Regions from separate parts of the Homo sapiens genome. Here all the other regions are linked to region 1. Evidence: chromatin loops called from intact Hi-C (ENCODE). Cell type or tissue: IMR-90. All regions are shown on one strand. Region 1 overlaps LOC124906112 (a long non-coding RNA gene). Region 2 overlaps LOC124906112 (a long non-coding RNA gene). Region 3 overlaps SPATS2L (spermatogenesis associated serine rich 2 like). Region 4 overlaps LOC124906112 (a long non-coding RNA gene). Region 5 overlaps LOC124906112 (a long non-coding RNA gene). Region 6 overlaps SPATS2L (spermatogenesis associated serine rich 2 like). Region 7 overlaps SGO2 (shugoshin 2).

Evidence for each region. Hi-C counts contacts between places; a loop is a spot of excess contacts. Peaks named below come from ENCODE experiments on the same cell type or tissue, not always from the same donor. Only the 100,000 strongest peaks of a DNase experiment are listed, where the experiment ranks them.
Region 2: it touches region 1 in a loop (4-fold over the local background); 4 of 110 quality-filtered maps call a loop at or near these places.
Region 3: it touches region 1 in a loop (4-fold over the local background); 3 of 110 quality-filtered maps call a loop at or near these places.
Region 4: it touches region 1 in a loop (5-fold over the local background); 4 of 110 quality-filtered maps call a loop at or near these places.
Region 5: it touches region 1 in a loop (2.5-fold over the local background); 5 of 110 quality-filtered maps call a loop at or near these places.
Region 6: it touches region 1 in a loop (5-fold over the local background); 107 of 110 quality-filtered maps call a loop at or near these places.
Region 7: a loop joins it to region 1, with 3 times the contacts of the local background. A loop is called at or near these places in 12 of 110 quality-filtered maps.

The regions. Positions count from the first base shown.
Region 1 is chr2:199,977,882-199,981,881 of GRCh38, reverse strand. All of the region lies in intron 2 of LOC124906112 (a long non-coding RNA gene), which reads left to right. Among named protein-coding and RNA genes, the nearest start is that of MAIP1, 24 kb to the right of the region's middle. RefSeq lists a silencer at 1,665-1,724 and an enhancer at 1,490-2,020. In IMR-90, a CTCF peak has its summit at 1,658 (motif pointing left); DNase peaks (open chromatin) are centred at 1,651 and 3,681; H3K27ac peaks cover 272 bases.
Region 2 is chr2:200,075,277-200,079,276 of GRCh38, reverse strand. The region is part of intron 1 of LOC124906112 (a long non-coding RNA gene); the gene reads left to right. Among named protein-coding and RNA genes, the nearest start is that of MAIP1, 120 kb to the right of the region's middle. In IMR-90, no CTCF peak of the experiment used is centred here; DNase peaks (open chromatin) are centred at 1,236 and 1,956; H3K27ac peaks cover 1,125 bases.
Region 3 is chr2:200,355,572-200,359,571 of GRCh38, reverse strand. All of the region lies in intron 2 of SPATS2L (spermatogenesis associated serine rich 2 like), which reads right to left. Among named protein-coding and RNA genes, the nearest start is that of SPATS2L, 51 kb to the right of the region's middle. In IMR-90, no CTCF peak of the experiment used is centred here; a DNase peak (open chromatin) is centred at 2,341; H3K27ac peaks cover 496 bases.
Region 4 is chr2:200,125,984-200,129,983 of GRCh38, reverse strand. The region is part of intron 1 of LOC124906112 (a long non-coding RNA gene); the gene reads left to right. Among named protein-coding and RNA genes, the nearest start is that of MAIP1, 170 kb to the right of the region's middle. In IMR-90, a CTCF peak has its summit at 1,908; a DNase peak (open chromatin) is centred at 1,963; H3K27ac peaks cover 337 bases.
Region 5 is chr2:200,154,223-200,158,222 of GRCh38, reverse strand. All of the region lies in intron 1 of LOC124906112 (a long non-coding RNA gene), which reads left to right. Among named protein-coding and RNA genes, the nearest start is that of SPATS2L, 150 kb to the left of the region's middle. RefSeq lists an enhancer at 1-611. In IMR-90, no CTCF peak of the experiment used is centred here; a DNase peak (open chromatin) is centred at 1,552; H3K4me3 peaks cover 631 bases.
Region 6 is chr2:200,479,593-200,483,592 of GRCh38, reverse strand. It overlaps SPATS2L (spermatogenesis associated serine rich 2 like), which reads right to left. Exons shown (of 13, transcript NM_001100423.2): 13 at 1,329-4,000. Among named protein-coding and RNA genes, the nearest start is that of KCTD18, 28 kb to the left of the region's middle. In IMR-90, a CTCF peak has its summit at 2,000; DNase peaks (open chromatin) are centred at 2,002 and 3,532; H3K27ac peaks cover 1,454 bases.
Region 7 is chr2:200,574,485-200,578,484 of GRCh38, reverse strand. SGO2 (shugoshin 2) reads right to left here. Exons shown (of 9, transcript NM_152524.6): 8 at 3,024-3,174. Among named protein-coding and RNA genes, the nearest start is that of AOX1, 9.5 kb to the left of the region's middle. In IMR-90, a CTCF peak has its summit at 2,344 (motif pointing left); no DNase peak of the experiment used is centred here.

The DNA of each region.
Region 1 (4,000 bases):
AGAACATAACGATGTTTGGTTTTCCATTCCTGAGTTACTTCACTTAGAATATTAGTCTCCAGTTCCATCCAGGTTGCTGCAAATGCCATTATTTCATTCCTTTTTATGGCTGAGTAGTATTCCATCATATATATATGTGTTGATATTTACTCGTTGATATATATGTGTGTGTGTATATATATATATATGTACATATATATATATCAACGAGTACATAAAGACACTCTGGTATATACCAGAGTGTCTTTATGTACTCGTTGATTGATGGGCACTTGGGCTGGTTCCATATTTTGCAATTGCAAATTGTACTGCTGTAAACGTGTGTGCAAGTATCTTTTTATATAATGACTTATTTTCCTCTGGGTAGATACCTAGTAGTGGGATTGCTGAATTAAACGGTAGATCCACTTTTAGTTCTTCACAGAATCTCCACACTGTTTTCCATGGTGGTTGTACTAGTTTACAATCCCACCAACAGTGTAAAACTGTTCCCTTTTCACCACATCCATGCTAACATCTATTATTTTTTAATTATGGCCATTCTTGCAGAAGTAAAGTGGTATCACATTGTAGTTTCAATTTACATTTCCCTGATAATTAGTGATGTTGAGCATTTTTCCATATGCTTGCCAGCCATTTGTGTATCTTCTTTTGAGAATTGTCTATTTATGTCTTTATCCCACTTTTTGATGGGATTGTTTGGCTTTTTACTTGCTGATTTGTTTGAATTATTTGTAGATTCTGGATACTAGTCCTTTGTCAGATATATAGATTGTGAGTATTTTCTCCCACTCTGTGGGTTGTCTGTGAACTCTGCTGATTATTTATTTTGCTGTGCGGAAGGCTTTTTGCTTAATTAAGTTCCACTTATCTTTGTTTTTGTTACATTTGCTTTTGGGCTCTTGGTTGTGAAGTCTTTGTCTAAGCCAAAGTCTACGAGGGGTTAATAGTTTTAATATAAGTGTGGGACATGTTTATGTCACTGGAAAAGATGGAAGGGCAAGAATTGAGTCATGACTAAAATTATTGAGCACAAAGATTCCCTTTAAGACTGACTTCTTTTCTCCAGTCCTATTGGCCTCTCAGCCAGGTGTTAATTTTTTTTTTTTTTTTGGTACCATGAGCCCTTTTGCCAGTCTGGGGAAATCCATGGGCTCCTTCTCAAAATAATGTCTTAAACTTAATAAAACTAAATACATAAGATTACAAGGCAAACCAATGATATCAAAAGACAGTTATTAAAATATCAACAACAAAAACAAATTTGTGATATAATTCTGTATGTGCTTTTTTATTAATACATTAAATGACAAGATCCAGCAGTAGTCCTATAGCTACTGTAATTTTGAAGTCATGAGATGTAAATGGTATTTCAAGATATCTGCAACAACCGTAGTGGAATCTGTAAATATCTGTAATTTGTTGCCTATATTCATAATTGAAGAAAATGCTAAATTTCAGTTGGAGCTTAGTGAAAATAAACATATAGCGTTTTTCCCATCCAAGTTCACAGAATTTTATCCATGGAGATTTGTGCGCACCAAATTTAGAACCCCTGCTCTAAGCAAACTTTTCAAAGGCATCCAATTTTTGATGGGGCTCTACCAGCTAGCCTGAGCACCAACAGATTTATGTTTGCAAAGGACGCCCCCTGCAGGCCAAAAGGCTTGGGCTATTCACCCGAAAATTCATTTAATTTGCCGTGTTAGAAAACAATAGGTCAGGCAATTAATTCACTGACTCACATCAAGAAATGGAGAAAGGAAGACTACTTGTCAGCGAGGCCCAGGGGCATCTAATCAGCATAGATTTAAAAGCCCCTTTTGGCTTAACGGGAAAGTGCTGATGACTTGTGCTGTTGGTTATTAGCACAGGAGAACAAGATTGCTAACCCGGCAGGCTATTGCTAAGGGGGCTGCTTCCCCTGCTTCTGGTCAACAGCAGGGCGGCTCCGCAGATTGCTGAAAGGTTAGATTTCCCAATGCGCTGTCTGACCAAGGTCTTTAGGATCTGCTTTCAGTGCTTGGAGCTTGGAGCCAAGAGGAAAGGAAGGAGAGAGGAAATGAATTCAGAACTTACTATGTGCCAGAAACCTGCTATTTTCGCTTAGGCTATTGCACTGAGTTCCTAAAGCAACTCTACATGGAATTTATTATTATTGTTACTACTATTTACAGAGGTAACTGAGGCTCAGAGAGGAAAGTCGTCACTTGCCCATGGTCACTCTGAGCAAACAACTGTGTGGGTTTGAGTGGGTAGGGAGCCCATTTGCTGTCCAGTCTCTGCCACCAGGGACACGGCAGTGAGAATCCCACAGCACTGCCCACTCCTGTTAGCATAGAGTTCTGGAGCCTGGTTTGAATTCCGGACTTCCCCACTTACTAACGGTGTGAACTTAAGCAAGTAATCATGTGCCTCAGTTTCCCAATCTGTAAAATGAGGATAATAGTAAAGACTAAATGTTTACTATTATTTTACTAAAGTTACTATTACTTTATTAAATAGTAAATACTAAATGTTAAGCCTGTAGAACAGTGCTCAATACCTGTAGGCATTCAACAAATGATAGCTATTACTACTCTAAGACAATGTTGTCTCCTGACAACCATAGCAGCTACACAGCAGCTAACAGCCTAAACCAGTACCTCTCAACCACATGCAATTTTGTCTCCTAGGGAACTTTGACAGTATCTGGAGACATTTTGGTTGTCACCACCAAAAATGCATCTAATGAATAGAGGCCAGAGATATTGTAAAACATCCTAGAATGCACAGCATAGCCTCCCCACAGTGAAGGTTTGTGTGGTCCCAAATGTCAGTAATCCAAGACAGAGAAAGCCTGCCCAAAACTGAACACCAGTGAAGTAGAGACTATTTTGCCAGACATAAGGAGGTGCTAAATTGAAACTCTAATTGAGGAGAAGGTGCAGACAATAAAAAATAAAAAATGAACTATTAGATGATAATAAATGCTGTAGTAAAATAAAACAGGGTGGCAGGAGAGAGTAATGGATGTGGTTGCTTTGGATGGAATGGTCAGGAAAGCCTTCTTAGAGGAGGTGGCATTTAAACTATAACCTGACTGTCAGAAAGTGATCAGCCATTGAAGATCTGAGCAAAGAGCACAGCTGGCAGAGGGAGCAGTTCCTGCAAAAGTGTCAGGGGAAGGGCAACTTTGATATGACTGAGGAACAGAAAGAATAGGAAATTAGAGTAGTGGGAGGGAGGGAGAGAGTCAAATAAAATTCCAATAAGGCCCCAAAGAATGGCTTCCTTTGGACGAGGCTACTTCTTGGTGTATTCCCTCAGGAAAAAAAAATGTCTCAAAGTAATTGACTATAACTAAAATATGTGATTTTTTAAATGTGGTATAATTTTACATTGGTTTTAAAGTTGTTTACTTTTTGTTTCTGTTTTGCTTTAAGGAGTAATAACAAGAAGTCTCTTTCCCAGCACTGAGTTAGTTAATATGGTCAATTATTGATTTGCTTACTTCTGGTTTGAGATAAAACCACATTATGTCTTTCTTTTCTCTGCAGTATAGGGGATTATTCAGATGTGGTATCATAAGAAAGGAGACAGAGCAGTTTCATTTTGCACTGTTGAAGCATTTCAGCTGCCCTGAGTCAGATGTAAGACTGCAATGCACATTTTGAAAACCAGTAATGCCAGGATGGGGGTGGTGGGAAGGGCAGGCAGGGTGTTCTCTTAAACCCATGAACTTTGTCCATAGCCACTCTGCACTTAAAAAGTCAGAAGCTAGGGGATGAGTCATAAAAGGAAATCACCATCTAATTCTTGCACTGGTCTTGGTGAATTTCTTTACATGAAGGTAAAAAGTACCACAGGATTCTTTGCCTACATCTCATCTAAGGTATTACTAGTGAGAGAGTAGAATAATAGTCACAGGATAACCATGACTACATCTCACATAAAAGTGAGCCAGAGTTGCAATTTACTAAGCAAGTAAATTTTGATAGAATGTCCAATAAACTGATAG
Region 2 (4,000 bases), 97 kb before region 1:
CCTCTTCTTATAAACCTTTCTGGGTCATTTTCATCTTTCAGTCCTTTCAGCGATTAGGCAAACTCCCTCTGTGTTTCTGTTGCATCCCAAGCATATATATTGCTCCACAGGAATACATACTGCATCATGTTGTCATCATCTGGTTTGCTTGCTTCTCTTCTCCGGTGGCTATAGGCTCTTTGATGCATGTGCCATCTTTATCATAGATGAATTTTCTAAAACAGGGTCTGGGGAATTGGTCCCTAAATAATTGGTCATATTGAATGCATCTCTGAGCATCTCCTGGGTCTGGGTTTTCCACTCGTCTCCCTTTTTTGGAACATTCATATTTTCAGAGAGAAAACACTAAAAATATTTGGAAAGTTATTCCAAAGTACTACAAGCTACCACTGTGCTTGGTGCCAGTTGTAGAGGAAGGAGCACATGGCTTTGAAACCAAACCAAAAATAGTATCGAAATGCTGATTTCAATTTCCACTCAAATGGGTCATCTCTTCAGTATCTGTTACTAGGGAACGGCCCAGAATGTGTTGGGTGGCAAGGACATTTTGACCAGGCTGACACAGTTTTAAAAGGCCAGATACATGAATTTGAACCAATCTTCTTTTAAAATGCACTTCTGATTTTGACAAATGCAGAGTATTGGGGGTGGGGGTAGGGAGGGAATGAGATGGCTGCTAAGAACAAGATGGAAACATGGTCACATAGCTCAATTGAAGTCACATTTTAATTATACTTATAAGTCTGGCTATGTCTTTTTGTGGGAACAGGAAATAAAGAGAGAACATTTTAAATGAAATATTGAAGGCCAGCATGTAAGAAAATCATAATAATGTGACATAAAACCTTTAAGAATTGAGGCATAAGATGCCATCTAATACCACAGCATCGTTGGTGACTTCTTCCCCTTCCTTGTTCTTTATGTCCTTTCTCTCAAGTCTTTTTCTTTCTTAATTAACCATTTTCACTGTCGTCAAGCTCACTCAAGTCCTTAAAACTTTAATTTGGATACAGCAATAACCTCCTACATAATCTGCCACCTTCATCTTTTTCACCCTTCACCTTCACCCCTGTCTATCCTTCCCATCTACCCCGTAATTTCCAGTGTCTCGTATCAATCTTTAGCTCCTTATCCCTCTCTGAATGTAAGTTTCCTCAATTCAGCTGCATTTTATGTTACATCTTACACTTCTTTGCATTGCCCCTGGGCCTAGTCCAGACCTCTGCTCACCATATGGGCTATTTGCGTACTGGCTGACTCAGGGCTGATGTATCCATCAGGCACAGCAGACACAGATTTATAGCCCACAACATTTCTAGGGGCCCATGAAAATGGTTTTATTTTCATTTCTTTGAAAATCAGGAGAAACTATTGAATTGAATAATAGTGAATATATAAGAATAAAACCACCCTGGATTATATTCATCTCTATACCAATGCAGTCATAGAATATAATTTTTAATATTTTTTAAATGAAGAATGGGATCCATCAAAGTAAAGGTGCCTAAGGCCCCCAAAAGTCATGTTGCTACCCTAGACTAACTTTTCAAAACCTAAGTCAATAAAAGTAAAAGTATGTGCAAAAAAAAAATGATTTTTTGGTACTTATTTTTAATGTGTATTTTCCTTGAAAACTCTCCATTTCTCAGCTTTTCATACTGGCCTAGTGCTGATCACTAGTCCGGAAAGTGCGAAGGCTTCTTCCTGGATTTGATAAATCGATGTAAATGGAATGTGACATGTTACTGTGTTATTTCGTTCACACAATTGCCTCTTTGATGGCTCAGTAAAAGGTGGAGGAGAGAAACTTCTCATGATATCTGTAAAATATACACCACGTTCAGTCTGTTATGTTAAAACACATAAAGTTCCCTTTCCAGTTTCTCAAACTAATTTCTGTGTGTCCCAGCCAAATGGAATGTGTTTTAGTCAGCTCTTGGGTAAACACAGAAATGTAATCTTTCCCCTCTTAAAGCAGAGCCTGCTTCACACACTGCATCTGTGTGTGCAATGTTTATTTAAGCATACAAGGATTAGGACTTAAAACTGGTTTGAAAGCACTGGTGAGTGTTTTTCTTAAGATATCTAAGTCTAATTATTTGAGAATTTATAATATTTTACATCTGCACAGATAATTTTTCCTTCCAGATAATTTATATTAACTTGGGTTTGAAATGAAGGAAATAATAATTGTGCTTTCTTCTCTTTCTCTATCTATCTCTTTTAGGTTGGGCACAAAATGTTCTCTAAAGAGCTGACATTATCTTGCAATTAGGATTTTCATTTCTTTTTACCTAAACATAATTATCATTAACCCAAATAAAATTCAGGAGATGAGTTGACCTTTTTCTTTGCACTACAAATTATAATCAATGCCATCAATTGCTGTTTTATTCCATTAGCTAATTTGTTTTTCTGTTAGAATGTCACATGCCCCTTTCCAACATTATAGCCAATTTATGTAATTTTAAGCTATTTATGCAGTTACCTAAGTGGTCAGTTTTCTATCTTCACAAACTCTCTGTGATTTACTTTTCAATCCTTTAAGTTTTCCTTCCCATGATCCTAGAATTACAGCGTGAGAATGATTTTGAAGTGTCACCTGGCCTAGTCCTATGCTTCTAGGTGGTAAATGCCCCACAAATACTGATCTGGAATGAAGGGATGACCCTTCTCTTTCTCAAGGTCGGCGGTCCCAATTGGGTTTCTTGGTTTAACTGCCCAGATCATCAGGAACTTCTCCCTTATGCTCAGTCAAGAATCTCTTCTGCCCTCCATGGATTTCCTTTCATTTTGTTCTCCACAGACATGGAGAATAACTCCTCAGTATCTTCCTGAAACAAACTTCTTGAGTTGGAAGGTCCAAGTGAAGGCAAGCTTGAGTGAACTTCCTCTTCCTTGGGCAAACCTCTCTTCATACTAGGACCTGTTTCTCCCCTTAGAAAATGATTCGGTGGAATATCCACCCAATGGACTTTATTCGGCCATGAAAATAAAAGAAATACTGAAATATGTCACAGCACAGATGAACCGCAAAAGTATTATGCTAAGTTAAAGAAGCCAGACACAAAAAGCCACATATTGTGTGAGTCTATTTATGTGAACTATCTGGAAGAGGCAAATCCATAGAGACAGAAAGCAGTATAGTGGTTGCCAGAGACTGAGGGGATGGGGAGTTGGGAAGTGACTGCTTAATGGGCATGGGTTTCCTTTCGGGGGTGATGCATATGTTCTAGAATTAGATCATGGTGATGGTTGCATAACATTGTGAATTTACTAAGTGCCCTTGAATTGTACAGTATAGTTAATTTTATTATGTATATTTTACTACACACACACACAAATGCTAAAATGCCTCTCTGCAACTCCTCCATTTTTGTGTGTAATCCCTTTTAAGGGTGGTGTCTAAGAAAACAAACTTTTTAAAGTCCTAACTGGAGAGTACAAATAAAAAGATTACATTTCAGCTGGCCAGAGTTAGAGGTCAATGGGTAGAAGACATGACCAAGAGTAAGGCACTAGATTTCATTCTTTCAGATTTTGTTTAGCACCTACTATGTGGTAAGTTCTGTGCTATGGGCTGGAGATGTAGCTGCAAGGGCATTTCAGATGCAGCCCCAGTCCCTAGGAAGCTTGAAGTCAAGCTAGTTTTTTTCATGATTTTATGAGAGCGGAGAGTGAATTGATTCTTTCATCTTCATTTGACAAACAAAAGGGGTGATAATAATACCTCATTATATGTACCTTTCTAATCCACAGAGATTGGAAAGACTCAATGAGAAATGCATGTGAACATAATTTGTATTTTATAAAGCAATATACAAAATATTAGGCAATAATATTATCATAGTTTAATGTTGACTTTTAAAAAATAATAGCCCTGCATTTTCAATCAGTTAAGAAACTGGTGTGATTGTCTCTTTATAAAATTTATTGGTGGGAGGGGGGAGCAGGCTTCCTATTACAAATGTCATATGTGTTCATTGGAGAAAATTCAACA
Region 3 (4,000 bases), 380 kb before region 1:
TATATTGCAGAGTAACAGGAAATAATGTTAGTCATTGGAAGACAGAGAAGAGTCAAAGTGGCAGGTTACCTTGAACAATGAAATAAAGGTAGAGAAATCTGGATTTGATTTGCTGTAGAATGAAATATGGAACCATTCAACATTTTAAAGATACAAACATCATCATGATATCTATGTTTTGTGAAGATTATTCTGAGGTTAGGGTGCAAGCTGGATGGAAAAAAAACTGGATTTGGTTAGAGCAGCTCAGAAGAGTCTGTAGTGAGACTATCAGAGTTTGATTAGAGTGATAAAGGTGGTAATAATGAAGAAAGTATGAAACTGAACATCAATTAGAAAGAATATGATCAAGCCTCAGTAAAATATGGAGGAAGAAAGAGAAGAAACCAAATACTCCTAGAAATGATTCCACCATTTAAAAACTAAACAACCCTAATTGATTTCTTGAAGTTTTTTATCCTGATTTGCTAGAGTAAGTAACAACAGTGTGAGTTGATATTTCCTTACTCCTATTTAAAAGCTTGGGGCTCAGCCTCTAACCTCAAAGAAAATTTGTGTGTGTGTGTATTTTTTTTTTTAAGAGTCAGGGTCTCACTCTGTCATGTTGTCCAGGCTGGAGTGCAGTGGTATAATCATGGCTCACTGCAACTTTGAACTCCTGGGCTCAAGGGATCCTCCCCTTCAGCCTCTCGAGTAGCTAGGACCACAGGTGTGCACTGCCACGCCTGGCTAATTTTAAATTTTGTTTTTAGATAGAGATGGGATCTCACTATGTTGCCTGGTCTCAAACTCCTGGCCTCAAGTGATCCTCCTGCCTTGACCTCCCAAAGTGCTGGGATTACAGGTATGGCCCACTGCATCCAGCTAAAAAACTCTTAAACATGGAAGATGGACCAAATTTTCAAGAGCCCAAGATATTACTACATTTGCTTGAAGATGCAATTTAGAAATGGCACTCTGCCTTAAAAAAAAAAAAGGAAATATCACCTTTGTGTGTATGTAGTGAATAACTCCTGATTTTCTGCATGTGAGTGAGCAGAGCAATCTGGTCAACCACAAGATGAAGACCAATATTAAATTCACGTACCTTTGCAGCCAGGTTTTTCCTGTATGTGAACTCCACTGTATTTCTAGCCATAGAATTTAGCTCTAAGATAATTTAGCCAAATGAATACTAAAAGACATGGAATAGCGGTGTAGGTCATGAAAATGCTGGAAGAAAAAGAAGTCCAAGCATTTTCATCAACTAGTGCTAATTCTGTGAACAGGTTATATGATGTGCCTGCATTTGTACAGTTCATCTTTTGAAACCTGTGTGCTAGATCCCTCAATGGCTTATTCTGAAAATGGTCTCCTAAGATGGTAAGAAATGACCAAAAATTACATAAAGCTCACTTTCCAAATAGAGTTATGCAGAAAATAATCTGCCATCTGGCTTTCTGGCTAACTTCACTTCTTTCCTTTTAGGCAGATATTATTTTATCCAGACCACACAGTTTGTTCGTCTAGTTGGTTCACGAAAATTTCAGAACATGACTCTGTAACAGGAATGTTTGGCAAGTGACAGAACAGTAGCTGCTTAACATCAGGCCAGTTTCCTTGTCTCAGTGGTTAAGCAAGTCTCTCCCAGGCTATGTGTGCTTGGGTGCCTTCAGTTATAAATTCAAACTGATGATTTGATGACATCTTTGATATCTCTCAAAGATCACGTCTCCAATGCACTTTGAGACATGTATTGCTCGCGTACATATACTGATGCTCAAAAATTAACTACGAAGACTTTAAAACCCAGTGCTACTTCATGAGAAACATTATGATAGTCTACTTGAATGCAGATTGATCTAAACCAAGTCAATGTACTTGTCATTTCATGTGAAATGGGAGTAAAGTTTCCCTATTCTTGTTACATAAAAAACAACCTGTGCTTTAAAATTTAGCCAAGTTGTGCTGGAGTATGGAAAAAGTAATTTGGTCTGGGTTGGCTTTTCAAAACCATAATCTAAGAAAAGAGGCATCTGATTTTTAAAAAATCAGATAAGTTGTATAGTTACTTTTCCCCCTCTCTACATTTTTCAAAAGGCAGAAATCAATGGTCTTTGTAACCACCTACCTGTCTCCAAAGAAAGTGACAGGCTGAGCTGAAAGTTAGAGCCTCCAAACTTCTGCCAATGTAAGGGAGGAAGGCTTTTAATGACACTATGGGCTTGGCATTATTTCTCAGTGGCCTCACTTAGCCAGCAATGCTAAGGGCTCCAGCAGAGCCTAAAGCATAATTCTACAGACACTGACAATGAAAGGACTTTCAGGAATGTAGTAACCGATCCTACAGAAGCAGTTTAGAAGGGAAAACACATGTCCAAAAAAATCTGGCCCCAAACAGAGGTGGAATGAACAGAATTCAACATCTGTGAAGAATGTTGGATGATGACATTATAGTTCTCAAGAAAATATTCAGTAACAACTTCACACAATTTTAATAAACACAGTTTATCTAGATCCTTGAAAGTAACAATTCCATTGCTATGGTTTGAATGTATCCCTTAAAGTTCATGTGTTGGAAACTTAATCCCCAATGCAGCAGTGCTGGGGGGAGTGATTAGGTCATGATGGCTCTGCCCTCATAAATGATTAATGTCCTTATTGCAGGAGTGGGTTAGTTATCTGGAGAGTGGCTTTGTTGTAAAAGCAAGGTGAGCCCCCTCTTGCTCTCTTGCCAGCCATGAGATGAAGGCAGCACAAAGGCCCTCCCTTCACCAGACACCAATGCCATACTTCCTAGCCTCCAGAACCATGAGCCAAATAAACTTCTGTTCACAAACTACACAATCTAGAGTATTCTGTTATACAAAATAGGCTGACATCCATGATCCCTAAAGCGTTATTAGTCATTTACCAAGCCATCCTCAGATTTTTATTTCCTATTGAATCTAGTTGATAAGTTATATTGCTCATTTGCATAATTCCATTTCCTCCACTATGTCTTTGATCCAGAGCATGACATCATGTAGTCAGAGAATGGAAAATGTTTCTATATTTTGGGAGAAAAAAAAGCAATGTTTGTGATAACCCATTTTTTTCCCTCCTTCTAAGCTAAACACTTATAATTCTTAACACATGTTTTTTTCTTGGAACCATTTTTTTACTTCTGGCTTTATGTAAAATGTGAGAATTTTCTGTCTCAGAAAATGGCACTAGTTCATCTCTTATGATGTCCCCATTGTATGTTCATTGCCAGTGAGACAAATCTGTTTAGTGCCATCATTATTATTACTATAAACAGACCTGTATAATGTGCTTTTATGCATGTTTATCATTTTCAGTTTCAGAACTGTGTTATTTAGGCCTTGATCAGAAAGGTTTTCATATGAATAATGAGCCTGACTTTCTGGTCTGAAATTCCAATACACTTTATAGATAGATACACATAATACCCATTTACCGTGGACTGACTTGTAATTCAAATAAGAAATTCAAAACCACAGGTGTAAATGTACTATTAGTGTTGGGCTTTGACTTGTAAACAGGAATATAATTCATGAATTCCGTTAATTATTTAGTCAACCATTACATAGATATTTCTCAGTCAAGTTGTAAAATCTTAACATTCAGGTTTTAAGTGTGTTTTACAGGTACACACGATAATCTTAATCTCTAAAGACTTGGAAATAAGGAAACAACCTTCTTTATTTCCTTATGAAATAAGACTCAGTCATCTAATTTTCACCTTCCAGGTGTAAGGATCTTATAAAATAGCATAATACTGAAGTCAGAGACAGTCTGAAATTGTCTGAATTATATTCTGTCTTCTAATTACCTGCAAATGTGTTTGCTTCACTGTTTAAAAAGACATAGATGTATGTGTCTGCATAAACATATTTGTATACACAGTGGAATACGGAATGGAAGGAGAACTCAATTCAGAACTTCTAGTCCTGCTTTCCGCAACTCAAATGTATCAAGTTCTCTGACTCCCAGTCTCACCATCTGTAAAGCAGCTGTG
Region 4 (4,000 bases), 150 kb before region 1:
GACACTGGGATCAGGGGTGGGTGACTCAGAATGATGCCTGTCAGCTCCTATGACAAGTTCATTCTTGTCATTCAATTAGGGAGATTTCAAGCAGAAAGGAGTGTTCTAAATTATTAACTGAAAACTCAAGCACAGCTGAGCCCCTCAAACATGTTCCTTTACAGTCTTATTGAAATTCATATTTCTTTCCAACGAGATATTGTCCAGCCATCTTAACCCCAGGGAAAATGACTGAACAAGAATCTAAGGGGGAAGCTGACTTAGAAAATGCCAGGGGGTCTTTAGTTGTAGTAGAATATTATATTAGGAGTGCATTGAAACCATGCAATAATCAAGATGTGGCTTTAGTTACCTGCTGGCACTTCGACATTAGACACACTATTCTGCTAATTACTTCAATTGAGCACTACCTACTTGACTTTTTGACTTCCTTGACTTAGAATGTTTGAGATGGAGTGTTTTCCCTTCTAGTATCTACCTGTATCCTACAGCAAGCAGAGAAAGACACCGTAACCCAGAAACAATGCAAGGAGATATACTTTTTTCCCCAAGGGCAACAAAAAATTGGTGTGGATATAGTTTTGTTTTTTTTTAAAACAAACCATTATACTGTTTCATCCTTTGATTCAAGGCATTCTTGTTCTTGGAGATGGTCAGTAAAAACTAACAAGTACCACATCAATGTAGTAATAATATAGTATTAAGTAATAATGATTATTATGATATATAATAGAGATTGGATACACAAATTGCATTAAATGAAAAGAGTTTTTTTTTTTTTTTTTTTTTTTTTTTTGGGACGGAGTCTCGCTCTGTCGCCCAGGCTGGAGTGCAGTAGTGCAATCTTGGCTCACTGCAAGCTCTGCCTCCCGGGTTCATGCCATTCTCCTGCCTCAGCCTCCTGAGTAGCTGGGACTACAGGTGCCCACCACCAGGCCCGGCTAATTGTTTGTATTTTTAGTAGAGACGGGGTTTCACCGTGTTAGCCAGGGTGGTCTCAATCTCCTGACCTCGTGATCCGCCCGCCTCGGCCTCCCAAAGTGCTGGGATTACAGGCGTGAGCCACTGCGCCTGGCCGAAGAGAGTTTTTAAATAATTCCACCTCCTAGGTTGCATTTTGTTCAGGGCTTTAGAGTTTTATATTAAATCCAAATGATTGAGTTCCTCTCTACCTTCCTTGGATACCGCTTCTTGTGACTTAATGGGAACACCACACCATGTAGTCATTGGCATGATAGCCTTTGCCAGTGTTATCCAATGGTTCTTTCTAAGAGAGTAAATATACAGCAGAAGAACTGAGGTCTTTTTTTTTTTTCATTTTAGGGCACCCTTTTGATATTACTGTTACACCGAAACCCTTCCTCCTCTCTTGACCTGACCCTCGATGTTCGGTCTTGCTTTTCAGCATGCATATCCCTTTGCAAACCAGTTGGAATTTGGCCTGGAAAAAAGACATATGGGCCTGCATGAGGTTATAAAACCTGGCTTGGAAATCCGCAGCTTCTTATAAAAACACTATTTTTTTAAAAAACAAATGTACCATTTTAAGGAAGATGGTTACCAAGCAACCTGATTTAAATTATTATGAGAGACGGAAGAAATTCTTCCATTAGGTCTGTTTTTACTTAGGTCAAAAAGTTTTTTTGCCTGTCTTGGTTTGAATCTATTTTTCTGTCTTTCTTTTTAAAACACATGATCCTGTGTGGCCAGCTAAATATTGGATACTAGACTAGGAGGGTCCTGTGAACACAAATGGAGAATTATCCTACACACCATGCCCTTAAGAAGCTAAGGCAGAGAATCTTAGGACTCTTTGGGGCTGTAACAGAAACCCACTCAAACTGCTGAATTGCAAAGAGGGAATTTAATAAGAGTGTAGAAATCTAAGGCTGGGAATGCATTTGAGCCTCATGGGGGCAGAGTCCAGATCTTGAGGGATAGGAGAAACCAGGGCAGCCCTGTTCTCAGGCTTCATATTTCTCTCTACTCAATTGCTTCATCATTCATTCTTTGTGAATTGGCTGTTCTGATTCCCCATGAATGTGATGAAAAAAGCCACCCAAGCTGTCTGTAGTGAATTCTTATAATTTTATGTTGCCTCAGCATCCATTTTGAATATATTTACCCTTCTTATGCCAGAAGCAGGGCTCGGTCACCCTTGACACAGCTTCCAGTTCTCCACTACATCCAAATGGCTTAAGCGGGTGGCCAGAGACAAGAACTTAGAGGCATCTCTCCTGCCTAGAAGGCTGGGCTCCTTGTTTTACTGCTGCTTCCTTAAAAAGACCATTCAGGCATTTGCATGCAAACTTAAGGCTATCCTCACCCTATTATTCCCTTACATACATTGCTTGTTGTTCTGTGCTTCCCTCTCTCTGCCTTTTTATTCCTGTCTCACAGGACACTGGGGACCAAGGACTGCCCTCCCGACTTATTATACCCTACCTTCCCAGGATGAGCACATACAAATCCTTGACCTTATTTCCTATTGTGGTGGTGGAGTGAATGGTTGCCTTCCATCTGAAGAACCAGGGGCTGTCCCTGGCCAGTTTCCTCAAGGCTCTGGGCTGAACACAAGGTCAGGCTCCCAGGGTCAGAGAGAGAGTCAGGCAGGCATAAAATGGACACAGCTCAGGTAAGAGCCACGAGGGAGCCTTGCCGGTATAAACAAGTTTCCCATGTGAAGGACTCCCTGGTTGCAGGTCAGACAACTAGGCATTAGGTCATCTGCCAGGTAAAAGAAGCATCCCACGAAGGCATACTATAAACACTGACATCCCATTAGGGCAGAGTTGCTAGCTGCTCTGGTACTGAAACCCCAATTTAGCTGGGGGCTCTTAAAATACCCTTTAAATATCTTTTAAAAAATTACTGTGGCCAGATGCAGTGGCTCACGTCTGTAATCCTAACACTTTGGGAGGCTGAGGCAGAGGATTGCTTGAACCCAGGAGTTCAAGACCAGCCTGGGCAACATAGCCATCTGCCATCTCTGTTGAAAAAAAAAGAAAAATATTAAAATTCTTCGTGATAAAAAAAATAGCATAGCTCTTGCCTGCCACCTTGTAAGACATGCTTTTGCTTCTCCTTTGCCTTCTGCCATGATTGTGAGACTTCCCCAGCCATGTGGAACTGTAAGTCAATTAAACCTCTTTCCTTTATAAATTACCCAGTCTTGGGTATGTCTTTATTAGCAGCATGAGAATAGACTAATACAGTAAGTTGGTACTGGGTAGTGGGGTACTGCTGTAAAAATACTTGAAAATGTGGAAGCGACTTTGGAACTGGGTAACAGGCAGAGGTTGGAACAGTTTAGAGGACTCAGAAGAAGACAGGAAAATGTGGGAAAGTTTAGAACTTCCTAGAGACTTGGAGGGCTCAGAAGACAGGAAGATGTGGGGAAGTTTGGAACTTGCTAGAGACTTACTGAATAGCTTTGACCAAAATGCTGATAGTGATTCGACAATAAAGTCCAGGCTAAGGTGGTTTCAGATGGAGATGAGGAAGTTGTTGGGAACTGGAGTAAAGGTCACTCTTGCTATGCAAAGAGACTGGTAGCATTTATCCCTGCTCTAGAGATCTGTGGAACTTTGAACTTAAGAGAGATGATTTAGGGTATCTGGCAGAAGAAATTTCTAAACAGCAAAGCGTTCAAGAGGAAGCAGAGCATAAAAGTTTGAAAAATTTGCAGCCTGATGATGCAGTAGAAAAGGAAAACCCATTTTCTGGGGAGAAATTCAAGCTGGCAGCAGAAATCTGTGTAAGTAATGAGGAGCCAAATGCTAATTTCCAGGACAATGGTGACAATGTCTCCAGGGCATGTCAGAGATCTTCAAGGCAGCCCCTCCTATCATAGGCCCAGAAGCCTAAGTGGGAAAAATGGTTTCCTGGGCTGGGTCCAGGACCCGCCTTCTGTGTACAGCCTTGGGAATTGATGCCCTGAATCCCAGCTGCTTCAGCTCCAGCTCCAGCTGTGGCTAAAAGGGGCTAAGGTACAGCTTAG
Region 5 (4,000 bases), 180 kb before region 1:
GTCCAATTACAGGAGTTCAGAAGTGTCCTAGCATGTCTCATGAGCCACCAGGGCAGTCCTGAGCAGTACCTATTTTCAAGAGGAGCTGAGCTGCTTCCTGAAAGTAATTCATCCTACAGAGGAAGAAACCAGGCTCTAGACCTGATGCACAGAGCCTCAGCCAGAGAAGGGAGCTGATTTCGAATATGGCATGGTGCTGTCTCTCTACTCCTTCCTGAGCGTACACCCAGTGCCTCATGCTGGTGCCAGTAACATTGATTCCCAAGCAGCACTACTTTGGAGCCCTTCTTTTTTTTTTTTTTTTTTTTTTTTTTTTGAGATGGAGTCTCACTCTGTCGCCCAGGCTGGAGGGCAGTGGCACGATCTTGGCTCACTGCAACCTCCGCCCCTCCAGGTTTAAGCAGTTCTCTTCCCCAGCCTTCGGAGTAGCTGGGATTACAGGTGCATGCCACCATGCCCAGCTAATGTTTTGTATTTTTAGTAGAGATGGGGTTTCACCATCTTGGCCAGGCTGGTCTTGAACTCCTGACCTCGTGATCCACCTACCTAGGAGCCCTTCTAATGGAAACAATACTTAATGGAGAGAGGCACCCCAACACCACTCTGCATCAACTGCTGTGGAGCTTGGTACCTTCAGGGCTTTGGTACATTGGCTGATGACAATGGAGGAGGAACCCTGCAAAATGAAGCTTCTTTCTATGCACATATGAGATAACCCTGGAGACACACAGAAATGTTCAATAAGCATATTTTAGGAGACTAGAGAGCTGTATGAACAGGTGTGTAAAAGTCAGTAAATCTTGATTATTTTGTATCCATAGGCTGGCAGGGCTTGAGGAATCTGGAGTTCACAGATGCATAGTGCATATGCCAAATTTTATGTATGAATTATTTTAATAAATAATTATTCGGTGCCTAGTATGTCTGGCATTATGCTAAGTCCTGAATTTATAGGTCTCTAAATCTAGTGGTAATGAAGAGGTATCAATAAATAACTTCGATGATGATGAGGAAGAAGACAATGATGACAACTGTCATTTGTTGAGTATTAATTATATGCATGCATTGTGCTATGTAATTTACATATATTATTACTAATCTTTGCTACAGCCATACAAGATAGTGCTTGATAAGTCCATTTTAAAGGAAGAAAATTGAGGCACAGATGTGTCATATGGTTGGTAGATGTCAGAGATGAAATTCAAATACAGATTTGTATGACCACAATCTGACGTCTATTACATGATAGACTACTAAACAATGGCATAAGAGGGAAAAGAGAAATTAATGTGACTCTTGACTACTGAGAACTGAACATCTGGTTTCAGATAAGCACTTTCAGTGCTTGATCATACAAAATGTGATAACAGTGACTCTAAGACTTTTTACATATATGTGTACCATATAGTAGTCCCTCATCATTTTACCAGAAAGACAAGAAGGAGAATACTAAAAGTATCAGAATATTGACCTTTTCCTAGCACCTTGAAGTAGCAGCTTGTTCCAAAGTGATGGTGATTGAGAAATGCCTGTGACATCATCTTGTTCTCTTAGGATCCAATGGGAGTCCCCAATGACTCAGCCACAGCCAGCACAGAGAATACGGCACATTCACTCCCCGTTCACTCAATTTACTTTCTCCAATAAAAACCAAATGTGTTTATTATTTATAGGAACACCCTCCATCCAAAAAAAAAAAAAAGAGCAATATTTGTCTGAATAAAAGGATGCTCCAAGTTGTGAAGTTTCCTGGCTATTTTTGTGTTTTTAAGATCACCAAGATTAATATGAAAACCCTTTGGAAAGATTTCAGGAGTAAAGAGAAACTGAAAGTTAAAGTGTGAGAAGTGAATTAAAGTTCAACCTGGAAGGAAGACATAACATCTTTGACAAGATAATATAAGCCAATAGGAAAATGACTCAATTTATACGTAACCTTTCAGGAACACGTTTATTTTAGCATGTGAAGCACACCTGTGCGTGCAGACTAGCACTGACTCAATTTTGTCAGAAGAATATAGTGTTCTTTTACTAATAGGAGCTACTTCATTATTTCCACAAAGATAAACACCGTTGATGACCCAAAAGTAAGATGTATAGATGGTCCACTTAAGATTTGAGAATTGTGAGGAAAATATACCATCACCCTAAATAAGCTACTCAGTGACATCTAATCCTGAAGAAAGACGTTTCCTGACACTTGTTTATTGCTACAACGATATACTGGGCATGAAGTATGCCTTCAAATTATTTGCTTTCCAAGAAACAGAAACCTATCCCTCTAATGCTATTACCATAATAGTCTAGACAAATACATGCAATTTCATGTCATTTTGTCTTGGCATATCAGCTGGATTTTATGCTGTCATTTCTCCCAGGCGAAGCTGATATCATTACCATATGACTATAGCCAGCAAACAGTTCTGCTGTTATCTCATATCCTCAGAATCTTTTCCCCCAAATGTCAATTTCATTCAAATGCATTCCATATGAACAACATTCAAAGGAACAGTTCTCTAATTCTGCCACCCACCCATTCTCCCTTCCAAAAATCAGCCTTACAAGAGAAATTCGGGGTTTTTCTGGCAAGAACTTAAAGATACCCGATTTAAGTGCTTAATTCTAGGATGTCGAGTGGAGCAGAGCACTAGCTGTAAAGACAGACACGTGTTTTTATTGTAGGCCCCACTCTGCTACACTGTTCACACTTGATTATGCATCATACCTAAAATTCCATTTCTCAGCACAACCGTAGTCCCCAACAAAAGCTCAGTGAGGGATCCATTCCTTTCTCCTCAACATGTACCCTTGGCTCATATTAATTTTAATGTAACTTACATGATAGTAACAATATTCATAAATTCAAAAGATAACCACTGCCACTTTTGGAGCTTTTCCATTTCAAAACATTAATTTCATGCCAAGTATGATTATTTGGGCAAAAGAAAAAAATGTTTCTTTCTATAACTTTCCTCCTAAACAGACAAGCAAGAATGTCCTGTATTGTAAGTATAATTTCAATCATTTTGAAGCCCAGCTGCCTCCACAGATTACTTTTCATATGTGTATCTATGAAGTGACATGATCGGCTTACTTAAATACTTCTTGTCTTAGTTTTTTAGGGCTACTACAACAAAATACCATAGACTGGATGGCTTATCAACAACACAAACTTAATTCTCGCAGTTCTGGAAAGTGGAAGTCCAAGATCAGGGTGCTAGCATGATCACTGGTGCAGGCCTTCTGGATTGCAGACTGCCAACATCTTGTATCCCCATGTGGCAGAAAGAAGGAGAACTAGCTCCCTGGCCTCTTCTTATAAGGGCATTCATCCCTTTCAGGAGGGTTCCACCCTCATGGCCTAATCACTTCCCAAAGGCCCTACCTCCAAATACCATCACATTGGATTAGATTTCAACATACCAATGTGTGGGGAATGAGGGGGGCACATATCACTTCTCTAGAGAGCAAAGGCCCCCAGGGAACCCAATGTCTTACAGGGCTGTTAAGCTTCACCTGGTCAATCTATTAGACTGTAAGCTCAACGAAGGCACAAAGCTAGTCTGTCTCATCTACCACTAGCTATTTAGTAGACCCTCTGGGAAGGCCCTGTCTGTCTTCCCCCAAATCCATTCTCTGCTCTGTGTGTGTGTGTGTGTGTGTGTGTGTGTGTGTGTGTGTGTGTTTGTGTGTAGGAAGGGTCTGAGGTGGGTACAGAGAAATGAGGGGGTTCTCTCTCTCATTTTCTGCCAGCCCAGGGCAGCATCCTTTGTGGAGACTGCATCTCCTCTGTGGCTCCAGTTCCATCAGACAGGCCCCACTGCGGTTCTGGCTTCGCCAGGGCCCCTTTCCTGAATTCCAGCAACACTCCCTCCTCCTACTGTCCTGGAGTTCTAGGATTGCTAATTTCTTCCTGTTGCTATTTTCTGGGATGCCTCACCATCCTGTTTGGCTACAGCCCCTCTATCACCTGTATCACTGATTCCTCGTAATTAAATTA
Region 6 (4,000 bases), 500 kb before region 1:
TGCCTGGAATCTATATAAAGTGCCAGGCATTATTCCAAATGCTTTGCAAATATTAACTATTCAATCCTCGTAACAACTCTGTGAAGTAGCTCCAGTTACCTGCCCCATTCACCCATGGAGAAAACCAAGGTAAGGAGATGTTGAGAAATGTACCCTGGTTTACACAGACAGGAGGTGGTGGAGCTAGCGCTTGAATCCAGACAGGTGGCTTTGAGGGTGGGTTACTTCAGCTGCTCTGCTCTCTCCTCCTATTTTCTCTAGGATTGTTTTACTGGGTTACTTTGCACAAGTCATTTAGACTCCAGAATTTTCTGGAGATATTGGAGTTGGTCACCTATTCATATCTTCTCTCTCTTTCAATCAGTGTTCATCAAGTGCCTACTATACGTCAGGTGTTGGCAGAGGAGTAATGATGTTATTGGCTGACTTGTTACACAATGATGGTAATTTACAGAAGGTGGGTTCTTTCAAAGGACTAGGAACAATTAAATCAAATTCAAATCTAAGTATCTGAAGTTAAAAACAGGACAGCTGGGCGTGGTGGTTCAAGCCTGTAATCCCAGCACTTTGGGAGGCCAAGGTGGGCAGATTGCCTGAGCTCAGCAGTTCAAGACCAGCCTGGACACCATGGCGAAACCCCATCTCTACTGAAAATACAAAAATTAGTCAGGTGCGGTGGTATGCATCTCTAGTCCCGGCTACTTGGGAGGCTGAGGCTGGAGAATCGCTTGAGCCCAGGAGCTGGAGGCTGCAGTGAGCTGTGATTGCACCACTGCACTCCAGCCTGGGTTACAGAATAAAATCCTATCTCACACACACACACACAAAAAAAAAAAAAAGAAAAAAAAAAGGATACTTTTTTTTTTTTTTGACAGGGAGCACTTTTTACACTGCTATTTTCTGTAGAAGTTCTTTGGCCATTGTCACAGTCATGCTTCTGAACCATTTTTTTTTTTTTTTTTTTTTTTTTGCCAGAAGTCTACATAATTTCTCAGACAAATTTGCTTTGGAATATACTCATTATTCTGCAAAAGTTGTTTGTGGCAATTCTTCCTATGAAACTGGAACTTAGTGGCAGCCCCAGAAGCTCCTCTGAGCTGTGGGAAAAAACAGAGTTCTCAGACAAAGGGACTTCTGATAATTAATCATTAATGTGTAAGAACCTTGAATGATGAGAGCAGCATTGTGTATTTCTCAGATAGACTAGATTCAGACCAGAGTGCCTTTGCCTGCAGGGCTGCTATAATGAGATTAAACACTGGCTTGGCCAGCTGAGCAGCCTCCCAGGACTGGGGACCTGGTTCTTTGAAACTAAGAATAAACACAAAACTTTGTTAGAATTTATTAAAGAAGCAAAAAGATTTTAAAATCCTTATAATGGATTGTAAAGAATAGTATTTAAATTACATTTCAAATTCTTAGCTAAGTAACAAGAGAATCACTGGGACTTTGCAACTCTTCATAATTTTCTCACAAAATCAGAGCAATTGAGATGGCTCAGTACTTTCAAGGAAATGCTGGAACAATGTATTAGGCGAACTGCTTTTTTTCCTTTTTTTTTGGTCTTTTGCTATTTTATAGTTTGCTTAAGAAACTTAAGAACAAGTGACTGGGGCCGGGCGCAGTGGCTCACCCCTGTAATCCCAGCACTTTGGGAGGCCGAGGGGGGTGGATCACGAGGTCAGGAGATCAAAACCATCCTGGCTAACACGGTGAAACCCTGTATCTACTAAAAATACAAAAAATTAGCCAGGTGTGGTGGCGGGTGCCTGTAGTCCCAGCTACTCGGGAGGCTGAGGCAGGAGAATGGCGTGAACCCGGGAGGCGGAGCTTGCAGTGAGCCGAGACCGCGCCACTGCACTCCAGCCTGGGCGACAGAGCGAGACTCCATCTCAAAAAACGCGTACAGCAAAAAAGGGTGCCGTTACATAGGTCATTGGATGCTATCACTGGAATGTCTGTTGAGAAATAAACGTTTTACCATCTGTAGACACATGAGGGCGCTTTAAGCAGGCAGCGTGGGATGCAGCGTGCAAAGGGAGGGAGGGAGGAAGAAAGCTTTGTCAAAGGTAGCCTGAAATTCAGGCATCTCCCTATCTGGTTGCGGACCTGTGCCTGCGTCGGGGTGGGGAGCACCGAATCGATTTAGGAAAAGAACTGCGCAGGCCCTTGATCCCCACTTCTCATGGTGAAATCAAGTTTGAGGTTCAAATCAAGGCTTTCAGAGAGTCAGAATTTCCAAATCTGTTACTTTGTCAAAAAACTGCTTTTAATCTGGTAACGTTTCCCATTAACCTCATTTGATGTCCTTCCCTAAGAATGTTTAATTAGAATCTCCTTTTCTGATGCCAGCAGAATTGAACTGCTTGTGAACTGAGCTTTAAATTGGACATGTTGTGTTTCTAGTCCTCCACTGAGGGTGAATTTTGCAGCAATTTGCGTTTAACTTTCTGTGTCTTGCTGCATTAAGCACTTCTAGAATAGGATCAACAGGACAGAGCTGGAGTATGCAGAGATTCTCAAAAGAAATGTAAATTTGGAATGTAATTGGGAACCCAACAGGGAGGTGTGGATTTCACGGATGAAGTCTTGGTGGAAGATCTAAGTGCCACAATGTGAGTTTGAAGTTATTCCATCTTCATAAGGATTAAACTATTTTAACCTCTACTAGGCAAATGTTTAAGAGAATAATCTGACTACTGTGCATTAAGTAGAGAGATTAGAGTTTAAAACACTTTAAATGAATGGCAGAATAGGACTCAGTTCTCTAGGATCACACCAATAGTTCCACCAGACAGATGAAGATATGTAATACAGTGTTTAAGCGGCCTGACATTGGCACTAAAATATTGAAATTACTGTTTCAAAAATGCAAACTAATAAATGCTTACATGCCCAGGGTCTATAAGAAAGGCAAAAACCAGCCAGGCGAGGTGGCTCATGCCTGTAATTCTAACACTTTGGGAGGCCAAAGCAGGAAGATCACTTGAGCTCCGGAGTTCGAGACCAGTCTGGGCACCATAGTGAGACCTCGTTTCTACTAAAAATTTAAAAAGTAGCTGGGACGTTGTGGTGCACACCTGTAGTCCTCGCAACTTGGGAGGCTGAGGATGGCTTGAGCCCAGGAGTTCAAGGCTATAGTGAGCCATGATCATGCACTCCAGCCTAGGTGATAGAGCAAGACCCTGTCTCAAAAACATGCACTCCAGCCTAGGTGATAGAGCAAGACCCTGTCTCAAAAAAAAAAAAAAAAAGGAAAAAATATTGGAAAAAATGTGATCAGGTCTGAGCACTTTTTAGCATTCTTTTGTTTCTTTTCAGTGACATGGGAGTGTTTGCTCTGTGCTCAGGAATGTGTTTGGGCTTTCTTAACCCTAAGGGAGTGAGTCGAGGTCAAGAGTGGTTGGGTTCAACTCTGACAAAGGCAGGTGAACTCCTGACCTGGCAAATTCATTTTTTTCCCTGTTCCAAGAATTACTTGACTCATCTTTAAAGCGGTCACATTTACACTGACATTTTTCAGTGGTGAGCAAAATCTTGCTACATAAAAAACTGTGCAAAATCCTTCCGTCTTGTAATATATGAATTCAGGGCCTCAGATGGGGTAAACAGGGCCTACAGTGCCGAACATTTATCTTTCTTATTTGAACGAACAACTCTTCCTTCCTTCCTGGAATGTGACTTAACGTTAAGAATTTCTATTAAATCTCTGGGTACACCCAGAGACCTCAGAAAGCTCTCTACAGAGAGAGCAAACATCCTCCTGTACTTGGCAAAAGAAGAAACAGATGCTTGCGTGGCTTGCAGGCTCAGCTGCTCAGGGCCGCTCTGTGGAAGAGAACCAGTGAACCTGGGTTGCCAGAAAAAATGTTAATGTTGAGTTGAGAATAAGCATTTGCACTTGTGAGTAGTCAACAGATATGTAGGACATGTGAGTGCAACGGAAGCGGCACCCAAACTGGACTGCCCTGTAGTCAAAGTTAGGGGAACTGGGGCTATT
Region 7 (4,000 bases), 600 kb before region 1:
ATGAGAACCAGCCTGGACGACACCTTTAGTGCAGCTTTGTCAGACCCTAAGCAGAGCACCTAATTAAGCTGCATCCAGATTGCTACTTAAGCCACTAGGATTAAGCCACTATGACATACTGGAACATCCTGTGTGTCAGAAAGTAAGAAAGTGCTCCAAATAGTATGAAGTCATGTCAAAAGGACACGGAAGCCAACCTGAAGGAACTCTTAGTGGTCAAAGTTGGAATAACTTGAGCAACAAGATAAATATTGATGGCATTGGACTTTCATCTATAGAACAAAAGAGATACCCACGATATATATCTATATCTATATCTATATCTATATCTATAGAAAAGACAACTCTTCCTTACAGATGAATTCCAATTAATGTAGAAGGAAAGGGAGAAATCAAAAATCACTACTAGTAGTACCCACAGTAGTACTGTTGCAGGCAAGATCCACCAATGGATGCTAAAATTAGTGGGTGAAAGTTTGAGAAATGGAATATATAGACTCAAAGTATCTCCCTCCCATGTTCATTAACAATAGAGGAAAAGATTGTGACTTCACAGTTAAAAAACCCAACAGACACCACCTTAACCAAGGAATCAAGGCTAACATGACTAGTAATGAAACACACTGACATGATGAAGCCTTGAAATGAGGCAAGAAGGACATATAATTTCTGTGAAATATTTGCCAAAAAAGCACAACTGCATTGCAATCATGAGAAAATATCAGAAAACCCAAACTGAGAGATATTCTACAAAATAAACTGACCAGTAGTCTTCAAAGGTGTCCAAGGCAGAAAAAAAAAAAAAAGACTGAAAACTGTCATAGGTTGGAGGATGCTTAGGAGAAACAACAACTAAATGCAATGTGGGACTCCAGATAGAATTCTGAAACAGAAAGTGATGTTAGTGAAAGTCTATAGTTTGGTAATAGTATTGTACCAATGCTAATTCTTTAGTTTTGATAATTTTACTGTGGGCACATAAGACATTAAAATTAAGGAATGCTGGGAGAGGACCATAGGGGAAACCTTTGTATTATTTTTACAACTTTACCATAAGTCTAAAATTAGTTCAAAATAAAGTTTAACTTACAACTCATTAAAAGGCAAATGACCCAACTGAAAAATGGGCAAAGGATCTCAACAGGCATTTCTCCAGGAAGATACACAGATGGCCAGTAAGCACATGAAAAGACGCTCAACATCATTAGTTATCAGGGGATTGCAAATCAAAACCACCATGCAATATCACTTCATACCCACTAGGACGGCTAGAATCAGTCATAGAAAAACAAGTGTTGGTAAAGATAAAGAGAAATTTTTAAAAATCATCATCGTTGGTAAGCATGTAAAATGGTACAGCAGTTTTGGAAACAGCTTGGCAGTTCCTCAAACAATTAAACAGACTCAGCAATTCCACTCCTAGGGATATATCCAAGAAAAAAAAAAAAACAATACTTTACACACAAAACCTTGCAAAAGAATGTTCATAGTAGCATATTCATAATAGCCAAAAGATGAAAACAACCCAATTGTCCATCAAAGAACAAATGGATGAACAAAATGTGGTACATCTACACAATGGAATATTATCCAGTCATAAAAATGAATTGAAATACTGATACATGCTATGATATGAAAGAAACTTTAAAACATGCTGGGTGAAAGAAGCCAGTTGCAAAGACCACATATTCTATTATTCCATTCATATGAAATGTCTAGAACAGGGAAATCTAGAGAGACAAGAAGTTGATTAGTGGTTGCCTAGAATTGGGAGGATAGGAAAGTGATAACTAAAGGGTACAGGGTTTCTTTTTAAGTAAAGAAATGTTCTAAAATTGACTCTGGTAATGGTTGCACATATTGATGAATATACTAAAAACCAGAATATTGCATACTTTTTTTTTCTTTTTTGAGACAGTTTCACGCTGTCACCCAGGTTGGAGTGCAGTGGTATAATCTCAGCTCACTGCAACATCTGCCTCCGAATTCAAGGTGATTCTCCTGCCTCAGCCTCCCGAGCAGCTGGGACTACAGGCGCACGCCACCATGCCCAGCTACTTTTTGCATTTTTAGTAGAGATGGGGTTTCACCATGTTGGCCAGGCTGGTCTTGAACTCCTGGCCTCATGCAATCCACCTGCCTCAGCCTCCCACAGTGCTGGGATTACAGGTGTGAGCCACCACATCTGGTCTAAATTGTACAGTTTAAATTGTGTGAATTATATCTCTCAATAGCTGTTTAAAAAAAAAAGAAAAAAGAAAAAAAAAAGGCCCCTTGGTCCTTAATTTCACTTTTAATTTTCTTTTACCCTGCCTTATATTACTGCCATCTGCTGGTTATTGCTTTAAAATACCCATGAGAATCATTCTTTTTTGTTAGATGTGATCATTGTTGTCTAGTTTTGCTAAGAACTTTAAGTTCTTACTTTTTAGAGAGAGATATATCGAAGTGTTTTAAGAATTAAATGACTCAATATTTGAGACTCTAAAATACAACAAAAAGGATACATGAAGCAAATTCGACAAAGTGTTATAACTGTTGAACCTGAGGAATGGATAAATTGGAGGAGGGCACTATTCTCTTTGTTGGGGTATGTTTGAAATTTACAAAAATAAAGAGAAAGGACTGTTATTCTTTGAGAGTAAAGGACACATAAACCACTTTGACTTCTAGGGAACAAGGTAGGAAATAAACAAATGGGGTAACAAAAATGGCTTGCAAATCACAGGCCACAAATTTTAAAAATTATAAGTATCAGGCTACAATTTAAAATATGACAGTAGTAGAACTGGGAACTAACCAAAAGCAAATCAATTTAAATCCAGACAATTCTCCAACCCCCCAAAAATAGCCTGTCCAAAGGACATATTTCTTCAACTCTTACCCAAATCATACTGTGGTTGTTACATATCAATAATATACATTTTATTGAATTATCAGAAGTGCTCAAATACTAATTCAGGCAGAAATTTTTTTAAGGATATATTTTATAATGGCATACTAAAATCATTTGAAATACTTACTCTCTGAGGCTTGGCTCTTTAAAATAGAAAGGAGTACACCTTCTTCTTCTGCTTGTCCGTTCTGAAGATAGATCTTCTGACTTATTTTCAGATTCAGCAGTGTTATTTGAAACAAAACTGGTATTTGACAAGTCCTGTAATGGTCTATCACCTGAAAAAGAATATTATTTTTCACAAATATTTTAAAAAGTATATAGAGATACAAATAGATATGAGCTATATAGTGGTCTGCAAATCACCACAGCAAATTTTAAATCTTGATTCAATTTTGAGAGGAAAGAGACTAACATTTGAAACAAACTGTCAAAGTAGCCTATAACTTTTTCATTCTGAAATCACATATGGCTCCCAAAGTTCATCCTAGTTCAACTCTTTTCATGGAAGCACACAAATTACAGTTCATTCAACATATATGCCATTGATCACTCACTCTGTGTAAGGCACCATGAGGAGCACAAAGATAAAAAATGTCTCACCAGTCTTCTAACAAATCCTGCAACTCTAAACCTTTGTAATTCTTTTGCTTCAGTGTGCTTTTACCTGGAATTGACTTACCCGCCAAAACCTTAGGGATCTACACACATATATTGAAATAATAGGCTCCCAGTAAAAATTTTTAATTGGTATAGGAATGTTTAATATTACAAAATTTCTAATGGCAAAAGAAATATATATTTAAAATTCCATAGATTTGGGTCTGCATGCACATGGTAAATGGACTAAAGTTCTCCCAGGTGATTTTTTCCCCCTCCCTTTTTCTGACTCTCTACTTTTGATTTTTTTGCAATGAGTACTATTTTAATAACTGGGAAAAAAATAAAAAGTAAATACTACAGGTAAAAATCTTACTTATCCTTTAGGGCCTAAAATGCTACCTATTTAAGGATGCGTTTGAAGATTCCTCTAGTCAAAATTACTCCCCATTATATCCCTTAGCATAATACATGTGCTTAAAGAATCGTTTATTCCATTTCACC